2 separate regions of the Homo sapiens genome follow, and region 1 is linked to region 2. Evidence: chromatin loops called from intact Hi-C (ENCODE). Cell type or tissue: PC-9. All regions are shown on one strand. Each heading gives the region's core, and the rest is flanking DNA. Links, peaks and the distances in the headings are about the cores only.

What was found. Peaks named below come from ENCODE experiments on the same cell type or tissue, not always from the same donor. Only the 100,000 strongest peaks of a DNase experiment are listed, where the experiment ranks them.
Region 1: it touches region 2 in a loop (2.1-fold over the local background); 1 of 110 quality-filtered maps calls a loop at or near these places.

What each region holds. Positions count from the first base shown.
Region 1 is chr10:34,971,859-34,977,232 of GRCh38, forward strand. LINC02635 (long intergenic non-protein coding RNA 2635) reads left to right here and starts at 1,160. Exons shown (of 2, transcript XR_001747419.1): 1 at 1,160-2,230; 2 at 2,315-3,720. In PC-9, for the core only: a CTCF peak has its summit at 2,606; a DNase peak (open chromatin) is centred at 2,113; H3K4me3 peaks cover 676 bases; H3K27ac peaks cover 585 bases.
Region 2 is chr10:34,887,500-34,892,873 of GRCh38, forward strand. No RefSeq gene overlaps it. Among named protein-coding and RNA genes, the nearest start is that of PARD3-DT, 74 kb to the left of the region's middle. In PC-9, for the core only: no CTCF peak of the experiment used is centred there; a DNase peak (open chromatin) is centred at 2,202; H3K27ac peaks cover 372 bases.

The DNA.
Region 1 (5,374 bases), core at 109-5,108, 84 kb after region 2:
TGGCAGTCAACCAAGCCCACGTACTTGTAGAAGTTAAGCCTGGGGCCCAGCTGGTTAGGCAAAAACAGTACCCGGTCCCCAGAGAAGCTCTTAAAGGTATCCAGGTCCATCTCAAGCACCTAAAAACTTTTGGAATTATAGTTCCTTGTCATTCTCCATGGAACACTCCCCTCCTGCCTGTTCCCAAGCCAGGGACCAAGGACTACAGGCTGGTACAGGATTTGCGCTTGGTTAATCAAGCTACAGTGACTTTACATCCAACAGTATCTAACCCGTGCACATTGTTGGGGTTGTTGCCAGCTGAGGACAGGTGGTTCACCTGCTTGGACCTGAAAGACGCTTTCTTTAGTATCAGATTAGCCCGTGAGAGCCAGAAGCTGTTTGCCTTTCAGTGGGAAGATCTGGAGTCAGTTATCACTACTCAATACACTTAGACCCGGCTTCCCCAAGGGTTCAAGGACTCCCCCACCATCTTTGGGGAGGCATTGGCTCGAGACCTCCAGGAATTTCCCACCAGACACCTAGGCTGTGTATTGCTCCAGTACGTTGATGACCTTTTGCTGGGACACCCCACAGCAGTTGGGTGCGCCAAGGGAATGGATGCCCTACTCCGGCACCTGGAGGACTGTGGGTATAAGGTGTCCAAGAAAAAAGCTCAGATCTCCCGACAGCAGGTACGTTACTTGGGATTTACTATCCGACAGGGGGAGCGCAGCCTGGGGTCAGAAAGAAAGCAGGTTATTTGCAATCTACTGGAGCCTAAGAGCAGAAGGCAGTTGACAGAATTCTTAGGAGCTGTGGGGTTTTGTAGACTGTGGATCCCAAACTTTGCAGTATTAGCCAAGCCTTTGAGGTCACAAAGAGGGAGGACCGGGAAATTTTTGAATGAGGATCCCAACAACAGCAAGCCTTTCATGAGTTAAAGGAAAAACTTACGTCAGCCCCAGCCCTGGGGCTACCCAATCTGACAAAGCCTTTTACATTGTATGTGTCAGAGAGAGAGAAAAGATGGCAGTTGGAGTTTTAACCCAAACTGTGGGGTCTAAAGGATGGCCCATGTTTGAGGGCCTTGGCAGCAACTGCCCTGCTAGTGAAGAAGCAAATAAGCTGACTCTTGGGCAAAACCTGAACATAAAGGCCCCCCATGCTGTGACTTTAATGAATACTAAAGGACATCATTGGCTAATGAATGCTAGACTCACCAAGTTCCAAAGTTTGCTCTGTGAAAATCCCCATATAACCGCTGAAGTTTGTAACATCCTGAACCCCACCACCTTGCTCCCGGTATCAGAGAGCACTGTCGAGCATGATTGTGTAGAAGTGTTAGACTCAGTTTACTCTAGCAGACCTGACCTCCGGGACCAGCCTTGGGCATCAGTAGACTGGGAACTACACGTGGACGGGAGCAGCTTCATCAACCCACAAGGAGAGAGAGGTGCAGGGTGTGCGGTGGTAACCCTGGACACTGTTGTTGAAGCCAGATCATTGCCCTAGGGCACTTCAGCCCAGAAAGCTGAACTCATTGCTTTAATTCGGGCCTTAGAACTCAGTGAAGGTAAGACTGTAAACGTTTACACTGATTCTCCGTATGCCTTTTTAACCCTTCAAGTGCATGGAACATGATATAAAGAAAAGGGCCTATTGAACTCTGGGGGAAAAGACATAAAATATCAACAAGAAATCTTGCAATTATTAGAAGCAGTATGGAAACCCCACAAGGTGTCAGTTATGCATTGCAGAGGACACCAGCGAGCTTCCACCTTGGTGGGTTTGGGGAATTCCCTCGCTGACCCAGAGGCTCGAAAAGCAGCAACTGCCCCCTTCCGGGCATCAGTCACAGCCCCTCTGCTCCCTCAAGCACCTGATCTTGCACCTACTTATTCTAAAGAAAAGGACTTTCTCCAGGAAGATGGAGGACAAGTGATGCAGGAAGGATGGATTTGGTTACCAGATGGGAGAGTAGCTGTGCCACAGCTGTTAGGAGCTGCAGTTGTACTGGCTGTGCATAAAACCACCCATCTAGGCCAGGAGTCACTTGAAAAGTTGTTAGGCTGGTATTTCTACATCTCACATTTGTCAGCCCCTGCCAAAATAGTGACGCAGCAGTGTGTTACCTGCTGACAGCATAATGCGAGGCAAGGTCCAGCCATTCCACCCGGCATACAGGCTTATGGAGCAGCCCCCTTTGAAGATCTCCAGGTAGATTCCACAGAGATGCCAAAGTGTGGAGGTAACAAGTATTTACTAGTTCTCATGTGTGCCTACTCTGGGTGGGTGGAGGCTTATCCAACATGAACTGAGAAAGCTCGTGAAGTAACCCGTGTGCTTCTTCGAGATCTTATTCCTAGATTTGGACTGCCCTTACGGATCGGCTCAGATAACGGGCCGGCATTTGTGGCTGACTTGATACAGAAGACAGCAAAGGTATTGGGGATCACATGGAAACTGCATGCCGCCTACCAGCCTCAGAATTCCGGAAAGGTGGAGTGGATGAATCGGACTATCAAAAATAGTTTAGGGAAAGTATGTCAGGATACAGGATTAAAATGGATATAGGCTCTCCCTATGGTATTATTTAAAATTAGATGTACCCCTTCTAAAAGAACAGGATATTCCCCTTATAAAATATTAGGCCCCCTCCCATATTGCGGGGACTTCCAGGCACTCCCCGAGAGTTAGGTGAAATTGAGTTACAGTGACAGCTACAGGCTCTAGGAAAAATTGCACAAACAATCTCAGCCTGGGTAAATGAGAGATGCCCTGTTAGCTTATTCTCCCCAGTTTACCCTTTCTCCCCAGGTGATCAAGTATGGATTAAAGACTGGAATGTAGCTTCTTTGTGCCCATGGTGGATAGGACCCCAGATTGTCATCCTGACCACTCTCACCGCTGTGAAGGTAGAAGGAATCCCAGCCTGGATCCACCACAGCCATGTAAAACCTGCAGCGCCTGAAACCTGGGAGGCAAGACCAAGCCCGGACAACCCTTGCAGAGTGACCTTGAAGATGATGACAAGCCCTGCTCCAGTCACACCCAGAAGCTGACTAGTCCATGCACGGCCGAAGCATGAGGAAGCTCATCGTGGAACTCATTTTTCTTAAATTTTGGACTTGTACAGTAAGGACTTCAACTGACCTTCCTCAGACTGAGGTAGGGCAAAAAGTTAAAACAGTCTTTCTGTTTAAAAGGGACTTGTGTGTATAATGCCACCCAGTACAAGGTATGCAGCTCAGGAAGTGACCAGACTCAAGTGTGCTACAACCCAGTAGAACTACTTAATCCCCATTGGAAAACAAGAGAGTATGTAACTCTAGGAGTCAATGGAATTGGACTGGCAGGAAGACCTAGGTAATGTAGGTGGAAGTGAGAACTCCCACTAGTGAGTGAGGTTCTCAAAGGGGAGAATGAGGAGGGAAGCCATTTCTCTTACTGTCTCCTGTCTCTGAAGAACAGGAGGAAGTAAAAGTTGAAAAACAACAGGAAGGAAGTCAGTGGCAAGACCAGCCAGTGCCACTGATGACCTGGCCTGAGGTTAAAAGGTTAACCACCCCCCTCTCCTCTAACCACATGTGCTCTCAATCCATCACGACCCTTTCATGTGGAACCCCTTAGAGTTGTAAGCCCTTAAAAGGGCCAGGAACTCTGTCTTCGGGGAGCTCGGCTCTTAAGATGCGAGTCTGCCAACGCTCCCAGCCAAATAAAAACCTCTTCCTTCTTCAATCCAGTGTCTGAGGAGTTTTGTCTGTGGCCCGTCCTGCTACAGCACAATTGTAGCCCACTGTAACCTCGAATTCCTAGGCTCAAGTGATCCTCCCACCTCAGCCTCCTGAGTAGAGTAGCTAGGATTACAGGCATGTGCCACCATGCCAAGCTAATTTTCTTTAGAGACAAGGTCTTGCTATGTTGCCCAGGGTGGTCTCAAACTCCTGGGCTCTTGGCCTCTCAAAATGTTGGATTTTAGGATTATAAGCATGAACCACTGTACCCGGACTGCTCTTTCTTACAAAAAAAAGTATTTTCCCATTAGAAAATATAGTGAATTTGATAAATACAAAAAAAGGTGGAAAGACCTCTCCCTCTCCCTCTCCCTCCTCTCCCTCTCCATCTCCCCACTCCCTCTCTCTCCACGGTCTCCCTCTGATGCTGAGCCGAAGCTGGACTGTACTGCCGCCATCTCAGCTCACTGCAACCTCCCTGCCTGATTCTCCTGCCTCAGCCTGCCGAGTGCCTGGGATTGCAGGCGCACACCGCCACGCCTGACTGGTTTTCGTATATTTTTGGTGGAGACGGGGTTTTGCTGTGTTGGCCGGGCTGGTCTCCAGCTCCTAACCGTGAGTGATCTGCCAGCCTTGGCCTCCCGAGATGCTGGGATTGCAGACGGCGTCTCGTTCACTTAGTGCTCAATGTTGCCCAGGCTGGAGTGCAGTGGCGTGATCTCGGCTCGCTACAACCTCCACCTCCCAGCCGCCTGCCTTGGCCTCCCAAAGTGCCGAGATTGCAGCCTCTGCCTGGCCGCCACCCCCTCTGGGAAGTGAGGAGCGTCTCTGCCTGGCCGCCCATCGTCTGGGATGTGAGGAGCCCCTCTGCCCAGCTGCCCAGTCTGGGAAGTGAGGAGCGCCTCTTCCCGGCCGCCATCCCATCTAGGAAGTGAGGAGCATCTCGGCCTGGCCGCCCATCGTCTGAGATGTGGGGAGCGCCTCTGCCCCGCCGCCCCGTCTGGGATGTGAGGAGCGCCTCTGCCCGGCCGCGACCCCGTCTGGGAGGTGAGGAGCATCTCTGCCCGGCCGCCCGGTCTGAGAAGTGAGGAGCCCCTCCGCCCGGCAGCCACCCTGTCTGGGAAGTGAGGAGCCCCTCCGCCCAGCAGCTGCCCCATCTGGGAAGTGAGGATCGTCTCTGCCCAGCAGCCGCCCCGTCTGGGAGGTGTACCCAACAGCTCATTGAGAATGGGCCATGATGACGATGGCGGTTTTGTCAAATAGAAAAGGGGGAAATGTGGGGAAAAGATACAGAAATCAGATTGTTGCTGTGTCTGTGTAGAAAGTAGAAGACATGGGAGACTCCATTTTGTTCTGTACTAAGAAAAATTCTTCTGCCTTGGGATGGTGTTAATCTATAACCTTACCCCCAACCCCATGCTCTCTGAAACATGTGCTGTGTCCACTCAGGGTTAAATGGATTAAGGGAGGTGCAAGATGTGCTTTGTTAAACAAATGCTTGAAGGCAGCATACTCATTAAGGGTCATCACCACTCCCTAATCTCAAGTACCCAGGGACACAAACACTGCGGAAGGCCACAGGGTCCTCTGCCTAGGAAAACCAGAGACCCTTGTTCACTTGTTTATCTGCTGACCTTCCCTCCACTATTGTCCTATGA
Region 2 (5,374 bases), core at 247-5,246:
TGAGCCCTGTGCAAGAAGAGTATGAATAATTGGAAGAAAAAAGAAGACAGAGCAGACACACAGAGAAAAGAAAAGGAGGAGAGGAAAGAGGGAAAGAGGCTTTTTTTTTTGCCTTATTTCTAAATCATTTCCCAATTCCCCTCTCCACCCCTCTAAAGCCTGCCTGCTTTTGCTATTTCTGATTTGTGAGAGTTCTTTATAACCTTCCCATGACCTCCGCTTTTCCTTGAACTAGTATGGATGGATTCTATGATTTTTAACTCAATTATCCTTAAGATACGCTTTCCCCACCAAAAAAAAAAAAACTTTATTCACTAATTACAAGTGGACAAAGTTCCTAGGATCATATAACTTTTTTATTTTTAAGTTCAGTGGTGCGATCCTAGCTTACTGCAGCCTCAAACCCTTGAGCTCAAGTGATGTCCCTGCCTCAGCTGCCTAACTGGGACTACAGGTGTGTGCCATCACACCCAGCTAACTTAAAAAAAAATTTAGAGGCTGGGCGCAGTGGCTCATGCCTGTAATCCCAGCACTTTGAGAGGCCAAAGTGGGAGGATCACTTGAGCCCAGGAGTTTGAGACCAGCCTGGGTTACATAGTAAAACCCCGTGACTACTAAAAATAGAAAAAAATTAGCCGGGCATGGTGGTGAGCACGTGTAGTCCCAGCTACTCAGGAGGCTGAGGCACGAGAATCATTTGAACCCTGGAGACAGAGGTTGCAGTGAGCCAAGATCATACCACTGTACTCCAGCCTGGGTGACAGAGTGAGACTCTGTAAGAAAAAAAAAAAAAATTTTTTTTTTCTTTTTTTAAGAGATCCACCCACCTTGGCCTCTCAAAGTGTTTGATTACAGGTGTGAGCCACCGCGCCTGGCCTTTTTTTTCTTTTACTTTTAGAGTCAGAGTATTGCTTTGTTGCCCAGGCTGGAGTGGAGTGGTATAATCATAGTTCACTGAAGCCTCCAATTCCTGGGATCAAGCAATCCTTCTACCTCAGCCTCCCAAGTAGCTGGGCCCACAGGTGTGAGCCATCACCATGCCTGGCTAATTAGAAACTTTTTTTTTGTAGAGACGGGGTCTCACTGTATTGCCAGGCTGGTCTGAAACTCCTGCTCTCAGAAGACCCTTCTGCTTTGGACTCCCAAAGTGCTGGGATTATAGGCATGAGCCACCATGCCAGGCCCAAAAGGTTTTTTTGTTTTTTTTTTCCTGAGAAAGGGTCTCACTCTGTCACCCAGACTAGAGTACAGTGGCACAATCTTGGCTCACTGCAACCTCCACCTTCCAGGCTCAAGTGATTCTCCTGCCTCAGCCTCCCGAGTAGCTGGGATTACAGGTGCGAACCACTACCGCCGGCTAATTTTTGTATTTTTAGTAGAAACGAGGTTTCACCATGTTGGCCAGGCTACTCTTGAACTTCTGAACTCAAATTATCCACCCGCCTCAACCTCCCAAAGTGCTGGGGTTACAGGCGTGAGCCATCGTGCCCTGCCACACAGTCTTTATCAAGCTTATAAGGTCAGAGATGTGCAGATCCCTGGTTACCTCTTTGACCTCATTGCACCATTCTCCCCATCCTGTCTTGGCTTGAAAGCCCCCTGCAGCTGCCGTCCCTTACCATTTCCAGCACACCATCAGGGCCTCTGCACTTAGAGACTTCAGCCTGGACTGCCTTTCCGCAGGTAGTTGAATGACTAACCTTATGTTGTTCCCTGCTTAAAGGTCCTCTCCACCACCCTGTGGCAGACTGCCACAGTTACTACTTGAGACCATCACCACGACGGTTACTACTGTTACTACTTGAGACCCTCATTACGTCATTAAGAGACTGAACAAAAGGACGAATGTAGAAATGAAAACGTAAGACAAACTGTTTTAAAGGAAGCGGCCTGGGGAAGAAGAAGAGAGCACCCTGCTTCTAGTGAGCAAAGGCAGCAGCCCCTGGGCTTCTACAGCCCTTCGTATTTAATGGGTAGAAAGAGCAGGGAGGAGGAGGTAATGATTGGTCAGCTGCTTAATTGATCACAGGTTCATATTATTACTAACAGGCTTCAGATGTACCTAGTCACAAGAAACACTGCGCTTGGGGCGTGACTGCCCTCAGCATTCCTTCTGGGTGGCAGACACAGTTTGTCGGTCTGCCAACATTCTGCATTTTTGAGAAACAGTTTGCTGCTTACTCATATAGCCTCCAGTGATATACTGAGTTGATCACGACCCTCAATCTTTCCGCCTCCAACACCACCCCATTTAAAATATCAGCCACCAGCCACCACTCTCTATTTCCTATCCTGCTCTACTTCTTAGCATTTATCATCACCTACGTGGCAGGAGCCAAAATAGGCGATAGCTAAAATCTCAGCAACTGGGGGTGCTGAGGTGGGAGGATCCTTTGAGCCCAGGAGTTGGAGGCTGTACTGAATTATGATCGTGCCACTGCCCTCCAGACTGGGCAACAGAGCAAGACCCCTATCTCTAAAAAAAAAAAAATAATAAATATTATCACCTATATCTATGTCTATATGTAGATCTCTCTCTCTCTCTCTGTATATATATTTTTTGAGATAGAGTCTTGCTCTGTTGCCCAGGCTGGAGTGCAGTGGTGCAATCTCAGCTCACTGCAACCCCTGCCTCCTGGGTTAAAGTGATTCTCCTGCCTCAGCCTCCTGAGTAGCTGGGATTACAGGTGCCTGCCACCATGCTTGGCTAATTATTGTATTTTTAGCAGAGACGGGGTTTCACCATATTGGCCAGGCTGGTCTCGAACTCCTGGCCTCAAGTGATTGCCTGCCTCTGCCTCCCAAAGTGTTCGGATTACAGGAGTGAGCCACAACGCCCGGCCTCTTTCTGTATATATGTTTGTTTAGTTTGCCCTCCCACCGCCACCACCCCCCCCATTAAATTGTAAGCTCTATAAAAGCAGGGATCCTGTCAATTTTATTCTCTGCTGTATCTGTGGTGACTAGAACAATAAAAGGTACTCAGTAAATATTTATAACTGGAACAAAGGAAACAGGTATGTTTCAATGGGAGAGAAGAGGTCTGGTGTTGCAGAGGTAGAGGGAGTCCCTGTAGGGTCTCTCAGTTCTGCCACTAATCTCTAGCTGAGTGACTCCGCACAGGTTGTGTAACCTCTCTGAACCTCTGTCTTCATCTGTCAAATGGTGATGATAACAGTACCTGTTCACGCCTGTAATCCCAGCATTTTGGGAGGCCGAGGCGGGCAGATCACGAGGTCAGGAGATCAAGATCATCCTGGCCAACATTGTGAAACTCCATCTCTACTAAAAATACAAAAATTAGGTGGGCATGGTGGCATACACCTGTAGTCCCATCTACTCAGGAGGCTGAGGCAGAAGAATAACTTGAACCTGGGAGGCGGAGGTTGCAGTGAACCAAGATCATGCCACTGCACTCCAGCCTGGCGACAGAGCGAGACTGTCAAAACAAAACAAAGCAAAACAAAAACACACAAAAAACAGTACCCCGTGAGCTACAGAAAGTTGTTGGGGGTATTAGCTGGAGTCCTGGGTTGAGTGAAGTGCCTGGAAGTGAGAAATAGCAGCTATAGTGACTGTGTATTGTGTTAGCAGGGGAGGGGAGCCAAGACTCAGAACCCGGATGCTTAGGGGAGGGCAACCTTCCTGCAGGAAGGGAGAGGACAAGGGGGAGGTCCTGGGCAAAGCTCAGAGGCTGCAGGCAGGGTATCTGGGCTGGAGGCACAGGTTGCTGGATGATGATAGCTGGCAATCTGGGTCACATCTTTTCTTGAAAATCAGTTTTTCCTATCTCCCAACCTCATAGGGTTTCTTTGAGGATCAAGAAAATGTATTGCATACAAAGAAGCTCTCTTCAAACCATAAAGCACTGCATAAAGGCTTTTATGATGATTTCCCAATTTTGCCCATGGCTGGCTGGATAAATACATACCCGTCCTGTCCCTCTCAGCAGAAGCTGCTTTATTCCCCTGAAACTCATGTTCCTGGGGCCTGGACAGGTAGGGACATGGATGGTTATCTGCATCTCTCTCTGCTCCAAAGACCCAATTTCCCCCAATCAATTTTATGTTATTTTAAGCCTGTCTTAATATGGGCTCTTAGCAGAAAAAATGCACTTCTTCTATTATTCCTTTATCATATTATAATGCCTTTAGGAGATATTATTTACTTTTGAAAAATGGCTAGGTTTTTCTAATATAAACATTATCCTGACCTGTTGATAGAATCCCTTTGTTCAGTTTATCCTGCTAAATATATATATGACTTTGGCCCATTTTTACTCCTGTAATCCTCTCTCTAGTCTAACCTCCACAGCATCATTATGACATAAATTGTGGAACTGCTTTCTTTTACTCACCATTATTCATGCCTTCATTTGATCATTTGTTCACTCAACAAACATCTATAGAGTGCCCACAATGTGCCAGGCACTGTAGTATTGAGGTTAAGCAGCTAACCCAACAGATTTAATCATCAGAACTATGAAGGAAAATAAATCAGGGGATGGGGTCGAGGGTTTTGACTATAGGGGTTTCAACATTAACTAGGGATGGCCTGAAAGGGCTCATGTGAAGGTGACCTTTTTTTTTTTTTTTAAGCAATGAGGTCTTCCTGTGTTGCCCAGGCTGGCCTCAAACTCCTGGGCTCAAGCAATCCTCCACATCAGCCTCTCGAATAGCTGAGACTGCAGATGTGCAACACCACACTCTGCTCAAAGTGACATTTTTGTAACGATGTGAAGGAATTAGAGGACAGTTCCAGTATCTTGCAGAGGAAGTGGGAACAGCAGGTACACAGGCCCTGGGAAAATGAGTTGGGAGAGAAAACATCGAGGAAACAGAATGAGGAGGGGGCACAGTGGGAGATGCGTGCTCATGGGAGGGAATGTGCAGGGGGTCACTGTCAAGACTGACTTTCTTTCTTTTTTTTTTTTTTTTGAGATGGAGTTTCGATCTTGTTGTCCAGGCTGGAGTGCAATGGCGCGATCTCAGCTCACTGCAAACTCCGCCTCCTGGGTTCAAGCGATTCTCCTGCCTCAGCCTCCCAAGTAGTTGGGATTACAGGTGCCTGCCACCACACCCAGTTCATTTTGTATTTTTAGTAGAAACGGGGTTTCTCCATGTTGATCAGGCTGGTCTGGAACTCCTGACCTCAGGTAATCCGCCTGCCTCGGCCTTCCAAAGTGCTGGCATTACAGGTGTGAGCCACCGTGCCCGGCCAAGACTGACTTACTTTCTGAGTGAAATAGGCAGCTGTGCAGAGGTTCTGGTGTTAGGAGTGGCACAATCAGACCAACACTGTCACAGGGTCACCCTGGCTGTTCTGTTGGTGATAGTCTGAAGCAGAGCTGTTCTTCAGCCAGTAGAGACTAGAG